Regions from separate parts of the Homo sapiens genome. Here all the other regions are linked to region 3. A link is a contact called in ENCODE Hi-C or POLR2A ChIA-PET data. All regions are on one chromosome and are shown on one strand. The core of a region is the stretch at or near the end of the contact, and the rest is flanking DNA. Distances in the headings are between cores, read along the strand shown. Region 1 has its middle 96 kb from the start of LINC02815. Region 2 overlaps NUP133 (nucleoporin 133). Region 3 has its middle 22 kb from the start of TMEM78.

The links. A loop is a pair of places that touch in the nucleus more often than their neighbours do. ChIA-PET counts read pairs that join two places held with the same protein, here RNA polymerase II (POLR2A). Pooled maps may share reads with other maps.
Region 1: a loop to region 3 is called in a map of MCF 10A, with 3 times the contacts of the local background. The contact joins two enhancer-like sites. A Hi-C loop is called at or near these places in 5 of 168 maps with a recorded cell type or tissue (Caco-2, HepG2, MCF 10A and 2 more), 1 of 37 single-sample maps with no recorded cell type and 9 of 50 pooled maps. POLR2A ChIA-PET finds 5 or more read pairs at or near these places in 3 of 52 experiments (HEK293, K562 and MCF 10A).
Region 2: a map with no recorded cell type shows a loop between it and region 3 (10-fold over the local background). The contact joins two enhancer-like sites. A Hi-C loop is called at or near these places in 3 of 37 single-sample maps with no recorded cell type and 6 of 50 pooled maps.

What each region holds. Positions count from the first base shown.
Region 1 is chr1:229,056,438-229,060,200 of GRCh38, reverse strand. No RefSeq gene overlaps it. Among named protein-coding and RNA genes, the nearest start is that of LINC02815, 96 kb to the left of the region's middle. RefSeq lists enhancers at 1-231, 859-1,359. Within about 2 kb of position 1,745, at least 16 of the 41 ENCODE cell types and tissues checked have a DNase peak (open chromatin) inside an H3K27ac peak, as active enhancers do.
Region 2 is chr1:229,480,692-229,483,988 of GRCh38, reverse strand. All of the region lies in intron 12 of NUP133 (nucleoporin 133), which reads left to right. Among named protein-coding and RNA genes, the nearest start is that of NUP133, 26 kb to the left of the region's middle. Within about 2 kb of position 1,833, at least 2 of the 41 ENCODE cell types and tissues checked have a DNase peak (open chromatin) inside an H3K27ac peak, as active enhancers do.
Region 3 is chr1:229,225,928-229,229,602 of GRCh38, reverse strand. No RefSeq gene overlaps it. Among named protein-coding and RNA genes, the nearest start is that of TMEM78, 22 kb to the left of the region's middle. RefSeq lists an enhancer at 824-1,549. Within about 2 kb of position 1,947, at least 3 of the 41 ENCODE cell types and tissues checked have a DNase peak (open chromatin) inside an H3K27ac peak, as active enhancers do.

The sequences.
Region 1 (3,763 bases), core at 496-2,995, 170 kb after region 3:
TCAGGCCATGATGATTATCATAGTAGCACTGGGAAAAACTGTAAGAAGTCTTGCCCTTCCTGTTCTTCAAGAAATCTTGTCTCTATCCCTCATTCTAAGCAGTGAAAACCTCACCTTTTCTTGAAAATCTCAAGGAAATGAGATTGTACAGACATCCTCTGCTGAGCACAGCAGCCCTGCCCGGCACGTGAGGGCCCGATGGCCCCAGTCCCACCTCTCCCCTCACTGCCGGGCAGCAGGGAGGAAGCAGCAGAAAGCGTTTCCCAGTCAGGACACGTTTGTTGTCAGCTCTTTCCTGGACAGAGCCAGCTTTTCCTTCTTGTTTTACTTGGCATCGATCTGTGTATTATCTGTGCAGTTCTCTGGAAAAGAACAGAAAACCAACTTCCTATGTGAATAGCCAAGAGCACTGACCTCTCTGATCTCTGGCTGTCTTCAGGACTAACTCAGAATTCCTGGCTCCTCCTGTCTCTGGCCAGGGAGGCCGCCTGAGTTGGTGCACAGAAACCTCAGCTGGTATCGGGAATGTTCTGCAGGACCAAGGGTGGTTCCAGGGTTTTTACATAGAAGGGGCTTGAAGGCAGGAGTTTGGTTGAAAGAGAAATTGTCCTATAATTGTATTTGCAGCACAAACACAATGGTTTTATTTAGAAGGCATATCACAGAGCATGAGGGTGACAAACTGGCCAGTGGGATAAATCTGTCCCCCTACCTGTTTTCGTAAATGAGGTATTGTTGGAACGCTTCTATGCCCTTTCTATTGCCTAAGACTTCTTTCGCATTGTAGCGGCAGAGCGGAGTAGTTGAAACAGAGGCTGTATGTGTGATCGCAAAGGTCTAAAATACTTACAATCAGGTCCTTTACAGGAAAAGTTTGCAAATCCCTGTAACACAGCAATAAAACAGCACATTTTAAAAAAAGATGCTACATTTATAACAATGTGCGTAAAAATAAGAAACTATCCTTTGCTCATTTCAAATCATATTTTGGGGATGTCTCGGTGGGTGGTTTAATGAGGCCCCTGGGTGGGAAGAGGAGTGTAAATTTTCCTAAGTGACGTTTGTGCTGTGACCATGGAGACACTCCTTCCTCAACCCAGGTCCTCTGAATCTCACAGAATGCCAACCTGTGGTCTGAGTTTCTGCTTTGTTTTCAGGTTTTGGCCTCTGCCCAGCAGCACAGACTGTCCTCTCACCCGGGTTGTTTTTTCAGTTTTTCTTGCATCGTGGCAGCTATGGAAAACGGCATTCATTATTTGTAAAAGGATGCGGCTGCTCACGGCTGAGGAGACAGCCACAGGAGCTGTCCCAGACCCCATCCCCAGGACTGAGGCATTGGCCTCTGCACACGTGAAACCCATTAGCAGCCCGGAAGACACTGCAGCGGAGGGCTGGGAGGCTCCCGCTGGTGAGCTTCCCCTTGTTCCTGGTGACAGCGCTCTGGATCTGCCACTCAGGGTGTCAAGGAGAGTCGGTCACACTTTCCTGTTCCTGCTCCAGGATGGGGCCTCCTGTCCCCCAGGGCCCCAACCTTAACAAAAACCTGAAGGAGCATGCTAGGTCCTGGTTGAGTTGTTTTCTCCTATGTTTCATTTAAGCCTAATTAAAGTTCTGGTATTAGGCCAGAGAGATATGATACTATTAGCTATGTTTTGTAATGGAGGAAATGGAACCTCAGAGCACTGCGGCAAGTTGCTCAGGTAAATGGGCTCTGAGCCAGAGGATCAAGTGCTGGCGGTGTGCTGGCAATGCCAACAACAGGATCTCCTTGCACAGCAGGGAGTGGGGAAGCCTCATCCACAGCATCTGCCCCAGCCCTTGAATAAATCCCCTACCCAGGGGGCTCACCAACCCCGGACTAGGATCCCTGACCCTCTCTGGGCCTCTATTCCCTGACCTGTGGGTTGAGAAGGTGTAGCGCCTGGAGCTGCGGAGCAGACCTGCACAGGAAGTGCTTTAAAAGCCACAGAACCTTTAAAAGCCACAATCTTAGACGGCGTGGGTCGGTGCCAGCAGAGTAGGAGCCCCAAGCATGAAAAGACCTGGCACATCCCACCTCGGTCACCCATGTGCGACTAAAAGCAGATCCGACACTAAGCCATATGTTTAAGAAGGCGTTTTTCTCATGATGCCTATGTAAATCATCACATAAAAAAAGTGTTGGGCTCCCTATCTTGCTATTGCCCTAAGCATGTTTTTGGCCTTTCCACTGGGTGACCCAGCCTGGGGACAATATGTTTGAGAAAGATAGGTATCTTGTAGCTTTCAGGACCCAGCTGGAAACTTTAGGAGAATTAGGGGTATCCAGTATCCAGGTTGGAGTAACTTCAACAGCCTGGGACTGAGTTTAGACAAATGGCCTGCAGAATTGTACCTAACTAGCTGTGTAATCACTCATGAATTGTTTTCTGAGCACCTCTGGCAAGGTGCTGAGGGGGAAGAGGTGAGATGCTTGTCTTCTCTGGGGCTGGGGATGGAGTGAAAGATGCATGTGGCAGAGGCCACTTATGACCCAGGGAGTGCTGCTGCCATGATACCTGGGCAGCATCCGAGGGCCCATAATGGCCAAGTGTGCTGTAAGGGGGTCAAGAGATCACCGTTGAAGTTGGCAGCTGTGGGAGGCTTCCAGAATGGCAGATGGAGCTGGGCCTCGAAAGGCAGGTGGGATTCCAGCAGGTGAGGACGGAGGCTGGACCAGCACTCTCAGGGATCCATCGAGTGGTTTTTCCTTTCTCTGTTTCACTTGGATGCCCTTGATTCTCACTTCCATTTCCTCTCCTGGTTTGACCCCTGAACTACATCCACAGGTGAGAGGGCAGCCTTGACTCCCCTGTTCTGGGACTGGTTATTAGGCTTGGTAGGGGTGGAGAGGAGGGTGGCTTCCTCCCAGAGGCAGTAGTAATATACCCAACCGACACTCCAGCTTTCCTTAAAGGCATCTTCGCATCCCTTTAATGAGTTCATTTTTCCATTATGTAGCCTAGAGGTGTGTGATTGGTTAAAATTCAAAGAACTAGTATTTGGCCACCTTTTAGCACCATTTAGCAATTATTTCAAATATGTTCCTTTAGAATGTGCAGGTGCTTGTTAAGAGTTCTTTTCAGCAAAGATCCTAACACAACCGGAAAAGTCCTCGTGTAATATCCTGTTACGTTCTCTAGGTTGATTTTACATTCTGCCTATATGACTGAACACATTTCCAATGCAATTAAAAAATAGTTTGCAACAACTCAGTGGGTGCTGATGTGCAGCTTCCTCAGTTGCCTGGCCCATCATTTTCATCAGGTTACTCTTAGGGCGTTCTGTGACCCATAACACTAAGGCTATGTGACCCATAACGTAAGACCAAGGCCTGCTGGCCTATAAGGCAAGGTGCTGTTACCAGCTTACTTGATGCCCCTGGCTCATCTTAGACTTGAGGTCTCCTAACTCCTTGCTTAGAACACTTTCACAAGATTCTTTTGTCCCCTAAACAAAACAAAACAAAACAAAACAAAACAAAAAACAACCCAAAACCAAAAGCCTTGAGACCTCACTTTTTGATTTGAATTTTTATTTAACCTAATGTCCTTTTATCTCTTAATAGTTGGCTCTGGAACCCACTATGCAGCTGAATCCTCTTTCGTCAGCCCTTGTGTTTGTTGGTATAATTTGGTGTAAAGGAAAATAAAAAACTCTCAGGACCCCCGAAGTCCTTATGCAAAAGGGAAGGTTAAGCCTGGAGACGGAGTCACATAACACTCCCTTCCAAATGAAGAGCTGT
Region 2 (3,297 bases), core at 584-3,083, 250 kb before region 3:
ACTTATTGACTGGTGGGAGCAAGTTGGAGGAATGATGCTATCAAGAGGAGAATGTTTTTTTGAGCTTTAGCACTTTAATAAACTGTTCTTCTGAACTTAGTAGCCATGGGAGGGTTCCAGCTAGCTAGGTTAGGGAAAAAACATGGGCTCTAACATACTCTCTCCACTTCATGAAAAACAATGTACCATTAAAAATGGTGATCATGAAGACATCTTGCAAGGGTCTTTTACGTATAACGTTAAGGTGCAAATAAGTTGCTTACAAAGTTTTTTTTTTTTTTTTTTTTTTTTTGAGACACTCCGTCGCCCAGGCTAGAGTGCAGTGGCGCGATCTTGGCTCACTGCAAACTCCGCCTCCCGGGTTCAAGCGATTCTCCTGCCTCAGCCTCCCAAGTAGCTGGGACTGCAGGCGTGTACCACTACACCTAGCTAATTTTTTTATTTTTAGTAGAGATGGAGTTTCACCATGTTGGCCAGGCTAGTCTCAAACTCCTGATTTTAGGCTGACTCCTAAAGTGCTGGGATTACAGGCGTGAGCCACCACTTCCAGCCGCATGCAAAGTTTTATTGGTAATATTAAAGAATTATGGCCTGGTGTGGTGGCTCACACCTGTAATTCCAGCACTTTGGGAGGCTGAGGCAGAAGGATCTCTTGAGCCCGGAAGTTCGAGACCAGTCTGGACAACATAGACCTCATCTCTACAAAGAAAAATTTTAAAAATAATTAGCCGGGCATGGTGATGCACGCCTCTAGTCCCAGCTACTCAGAGGCTGAGTTGGGAGGATCATATGAGCCCGGGAGGCCAAGTCTACTGTGAGCCATAATCACACCACTGCATTCTAGCCTGAGTGACAGATCAAGTCCCTGTCTCAAAAAAAGCAAAAGAATTAGACCTGGCCTATTAGTTGAGTTTTGCTTTACGCAAAATCACCACAAACCTTAGTGACTCATTTAACATAGCTGACAATTCTGCAGTTTGACTGTTGGGGCTGGACTCGGGGCAGTTTTACTTTTCGGAGTAGGCTCACTCATTTTGGTCTGCAGCTGGGCTGGCTGCTCTTTACCGTACTCACATTTCTGGGCCATAGGCTGGCCAGCTCGCTCTCTATTCCTGTGATGTCTCCTCAACTAGCAGGCTGCCCTGGGCTTATTCATGTATCACAGGGTTCTAGAGTGGCAAGAGAACAAGTGTCAGTGCACACTCTTTAAGTCTTTGCTTGGATGGCGTTTGCTAGTGTCCTGTTGGCCAGAGCAAGTCCAGCTGTAGTGAGAGCGTGCCTAAGCAGATGCGCGTATGGGGTGGGGAGTGATTGTCCTCACTTGGTCACACTTGCTGCTCTAATACTCTTCTGGGTTTAAGGCAAATGCAGATTTCAGTTTATCTTAGACATGTATTCTGCTCATGTATTCTGGTACTTTCCTTAAAAGGTATGGCAAATTCACATTTGAATAAATACTCAGGAAAATGGTGATCCAGCCCCCCTGCTCTGCCCCTTGTTAGCTGTGGGAAACTTTGGACAGATGCTGAACATTTCTGCCATTGTGTTTCTGTTTCTTCCTTTTCGAAGTATTGAGTGGGGTGGGAGTTAGCATGGCTAAAGGATCATTAGTTTATCGTCAGATCTTTGTTTTGAAGGAATATACTGAGTGTACTACCTTCATTTCCCCCAGTTCTGAGCCCATGGTTCCATAATCCCACTCATACTGGTGTCTGATGCATAGCGGCTCACTCACAGAGACAACAGATTCCAAAGTGCTTTTACAGTTCTAACATTCTGTACCTCGTGATCTACTGAGCTTAGTTTGTCACCAGAAGGGGGCACCATTAGGCAAGTTTTTTGTTTCTGTTTAAAATTATATTCTTTTAATCTTGTTCTTTTACATGGTTCAGTCTTCAAAAATCTCAGTTGAAGTACTGTGTTTTTATCTTTCACAAGTTTATCCTGTAATTAAAATTCTGTCACATTTGTGGCATCTCAAAATGTAAATGATAATGCAGCAAGTGACCAGTCATTAGATTTGTTTCCTGTGGCTGCCATAACAAATCACCACAAGCCAGGAGCTTCAAACAACGCAAGTGTCTTCTCTCACAGTTCTGGAGGCCAGAAGTCTGAGAGCGAGGCATGAGCAGGGCCCTCCCTCTGAAAGCTCTGAGAAAGGATCTGTCTTCACCTCTCTCAGCTCCGGGTGGCTGCTAGCAATCCTTGGTTTGTAGATGTGTCACTCCAGTTTCTGCCTCCATTGTCACGTAGCTGTCCTCACATTCACATGGCCTTTTTTTTTTTTTTTGAGACAGAGTCTCACTCTGTCATCCAGGCCAGAGTGCAGTGGTGTGATCTCGGCTCACTGCAACCTCTGCCTCCCTGGTTCAAGCAATTCTTCTGCCTCAGCCTCCCAAGCAGCAGGTGCACACTGCCATGCCCGGCTAATTTTTTGAATTTTTAATAGAGACGAGGTTTCACCATGTTGGCCAGGCTGGGCTCAAACTCCTGGACTCAAGATCCACCCACCACAGCCTCCCAGAGTGCTGGGATTACAGGTGTGAGCCACCATGCCCAGCCCACGTGGCCTTCTTATAAGGACATCAGTCATTGGATTTAGACTCATCATAATTTAACAAATTGTATCTGCAAAAACCTTATTTCCAAATAAGGTTGCATTTTGAGGCACTGGGTAGATATGAATTTGTGGGAGACACTATTCAACCTGGTGTAGTCATCTTAAGATGTTTTACAGGGGAAAATTATTAGGCACAAGAAGGGACCCCTGATCTAAGTCCTGAGCAAGCAGTACCCTCAGGAACAGTGTCATGGGCCCTGTAGCACAGCTGTGCTGAACTCATCCTGCCCAACATGGGTGAAGTACTATGGACTTAATAAGGGATGATTTCTGGGGGAGTGTCAGCTAGCTCTCTTAAAGATGTAGACTCCTTACAAACAGAATTGTGGTGCCTTTAAAGCTGGATTTCTCAACCCCATTAACATTGTCATTTGAGGCCGGGTGTGATGGTTCACACCTGTAATCCCAGTACTTTGGAGGCCAAGGCAGGCAGATCATTTGAGATCAGGACTTCGAGACCAGCCTGACCAACATGGTGAAACCTTGTCTCTTCTTAAAAAAAAAAAAAAAAAAAAATAGCTGGGTGTGGTGGCACATGCCTGTAATCTCAGCTACTCAGGAGACTGAGGCAGGAGAATCGCTTGAACCCAGGTGGCGGAGGTTGTAGTGAGCCGAGATCCCGTCACCGCACTCCAGCGGTGCATTGTAAGCTGTTTAACAGCATCACCAGCCACTTC
Region 3 (3,675 bases), core at 698-3,197:
GCAAGGAGTTACAGCGGAATCTTACAGCAGAAAACAAAGCAGGAAATATGACCTCCCAGCGTCTCTCTGGGTCTGAGGAACAGGATTCAGGTGTCTCTGTACCTTGGCCAGTTTGCATTCTTGTCTGCCTAGGAATGCCAGATTCCTTTTAAAAACCACAGGTATAGGAAACAGCCCCAAGCCTAAGGTTCTTTCCCTTCCTTACCCTCTTTGTCTCTGTGGCTACTCAGCTCAGGAGGTGAGATGTTTTCATGGTACAGGGGACAGAAATTCCAGTTCTGGGAGGGGGAGCTGGTTGGGCTTCTTCTTTACTGTGGCCAGACATGAGCAACCTTAGCCTTCGGGCTTACACATGCCTAGCTGGTTTGTTTGTTTGTTTTGGTTACAAGGGGAATGGGAATAAGGAAGGAGCAACAGGCAGCTCAAATACCTCATCACTCCTGGAAAACACTATCACTTCCCACGCGTGGGAAGCCGGCATATTTGTTCCCGCAGTCTAGGCAGGTGGAGTATCCCTAATCCGAAAATCCAAAATCAAAAATGCTTTAAAATCCAAAGCTTTTTGAGCAGCAATATGATGCCACAAGTAGAAAATTCCACACTTAACTTCACGTGACAGATCACAGTCAAAACACATTCAAGACTTTGTCATGCACAACATTATTAAAAATATTGCATAAAATTACTTGGAAGCTGTGTTTATAAGGGTTTATATATAAAACATAAATGAATTTTGTCTTAAGATTTGGGGTTCATCTTCAAGATACCTCATTATATATCTTTTTAAAAATGTTGACTTTGGAATATATCTTATATATTCCAAAAAATTCCCGAATTGGAAACATTTCTGGTCTCAAGCATTTTTATTTATTTATTTATTTATTTATTTATTTATTTATTTTTGAGACAGGGTCTCACTCTGTCACCAAGGCTGAATGCAGTGGCGTGATCACTGCAGCCTCAACCTCCTGGTCTCAAGTGATTCTCCCCCCTCAGTCTCCTGAAGCTGGGGCTACAGGAGCACCACCATGCCTGGCTAATTTTTAAAAATTTTTTTGTACATATAGGGGTGGGGAGAGGTCTTGCTATGTTGCCCAGGCTGGTCTTGAATTCTTGGGCTCAAGTAATTCTCCAGTCTCGGCCTTCCAAAGTGTAGGGATTACAGGTGTGAGCCACCACGCCTGACATTTTTTATTTTTTAGATATGGCGGCGGCGGGGGGGTGGGAAGGGGGAGGGCGTCTAGCTATATTGCCCAGGCTGGATTCAAACTCCTGAGCTCAAAAGGTCCTCCTGTCTCAGCCTCTCAAGTAGCTGGGGTTACAGGCACATGCTACTGCACCTGGCTGCAACCACTCTGGATAAGAGCAACCTGTAATCCCTCTTCCACCTGCCTTTTGTTTACTGTATCTATCCCTGTAAAGTACTGCTACTTTCTAGCTGTTTGGCCTTATACAAGTTGCTTTACATCTGTATGCCCTATTTTCCACATCTGATAAATCAGTATTATTTCATAGAATTGCTATGAAGCTTAGATGAGATAATAAAGGCAAAGCTCTTAGAATGGTACTTGGCTCATAGTAAGCACTCAAATATTGTTTTTGTCAACATTTTCTATATATCTATGTATGGCTTTTGTGATTGTTTTTATTTTTAGTCAAGGATTACATCTCATTTCTTGCCTTTTCTTTGTATTCTGAATTCAGGTTGTGTGAATCTACCTGCCACTGCAAATTTTCAAGCTGAAAGGCCATTTGCATTTTACAACCACTCTCTCAAACATTCCTCTAGGGAACTAGCCGTTTTGAATTACTCCTCTCTTTTCTCTCTTGTCTCCAGAATTGCATATTCCAAATCCAGAACAGTCTCAGCATGGCTGCCGTTTTCTCGTTTCTTTGTGAAGCATCCCGGTCCAGGCTGCCAGCCTCACGTTATTTGATTGTTTTCGGAACAGCCGGCAGGGGGCGCGCATCAGCCGTTCCCAGCACTCAGGCGAGGGGTTCTGACTCCCCAGGTACTTCTGTTAATGAGTTCGGTGCCTGTAGGTCTTTCAGTTAGGATGATAGAAAGCTTCCTTGGCATGGAGATTCACCGTGTACTTCTACAAATAGAAGTTTAAAAGACAGAAAGCTGTATATTATCGCTGCTGAGAGCTTTGCAGTCACGCCTCCCTGTGATGAGACTGACTGCTGTGTTACTGTGGGTAAATTGCTCAGCTTCTCTGAGGCAGTTTCTTTTTATGTAAAAATGGGACAGAAGCCAGCCTGGCTTCTAGAGTTGTTGGAGGAGTCAGCATGTGGCTGATAGATGTAGAGCTCTTAGCCACTGCGGTATTTAGGAATTGGTAAGCATCTTTACTCAGGGCACTGAGGCAAGTTTGGGGCCCTGTCTTTTCTCTCCTTACCCATCCACCTCCTTTTCTTCTCCCTTCCTGCTCACTTTTTCTCCATGCTCTTCATTTCCCTGTATCCAGGCCTGAGACCAACGCCTGTGGGTACAAGGGAGCCTCTGTAGGCATAGGGCTGGGATATACAGAGGGGAGGCTGAGCCACCCACAGGGTGAAAAGAAGGCCAGTGGAAACCCCATTCCACTTCCCTCAGCTTTTTACGTGCATTCTATAAACCTCATCTAGTCTCTTGGTCAGCAGAAGCAAAATTAGCCACAATTTGCTCACACTGCACCCATCCCCAACCCCACTCCACCCTACCAGGGCTAAGAGATGTCAGCAAAAATAAACCCCACGAGAGTGTTCTTCATAGCCCGATGCACAGAACTGGCAGTGCCATGTGGGCATCACCCTGGATGGTGTGCATCCTCACCATACCCAGGCACCTACCTGGTCAGATGTGACAAGAGTTGCTCTAGGGACCTGGGATCCCAGAGAGGGTGGGTGGGTGGGATGGGGACACAACCTCAGCTGGCTCAGAGGAGGGTACAGCTCAGTGCCCAGGCTCGGCTCAGCCTGGCTTAGGGGACCATTCAGGCCTGGATTGGCACCAGTGGTTTGGTTGGGGACTAGTCTGGAAGGTTCCACACCTCTAATCTTCAAATGATGCTGGGTCTGTCTTCCAACTGGGGGGCTGGTCTAGGTGCCTTCTGTCCACAGGGGTAGCTTAGTTTGTTTCCTTTGAAGGCCTGGGTCTCTTTCTGGAGGGATAAGGGTCATGTGGGTAGGGGACCAGTTTGTTCTGGCTTTAGCCCTGAAAGTCCTGCATCCCAGGAAGCCACTCAATCCTGGGCACACTGGAAGGGGTGTCCACCTTGTGGGATGCAGCACGTCATGTGTTAATCTTGGTCTAGATCCCCGCAGGAGAGCTGTGTGGCTCTAGGATGTGATAGGGCACTTTGGGACGCAGAATTGCTGGGGAAAAAAAGAACTAACTATCTCCCACCACCAGATTAGATATGGGCTACTTAGAAGTTTCTTTCTTTTCTTTTCTTTTTCTTTTCTTTTTTCTTTTTTTTTTTTTGGTGCAGAGTTTTGCTCTGGTTGCCCAGACTGGAGTGCAATGGCGTCATCTCAGCTCACCGCAACCTCTGCCTCCCGGGTTCAAGCAATTCTCCTGCCTCAGCCTCCCGAGTAGCTGGGATTACAGGCATGTGCCACCATGCCTGGCTAATTTTTTGTATTTTTAGTAGAGTTGGGGTTTCTCCATGTTGGTCAGGCTGGTCTCGA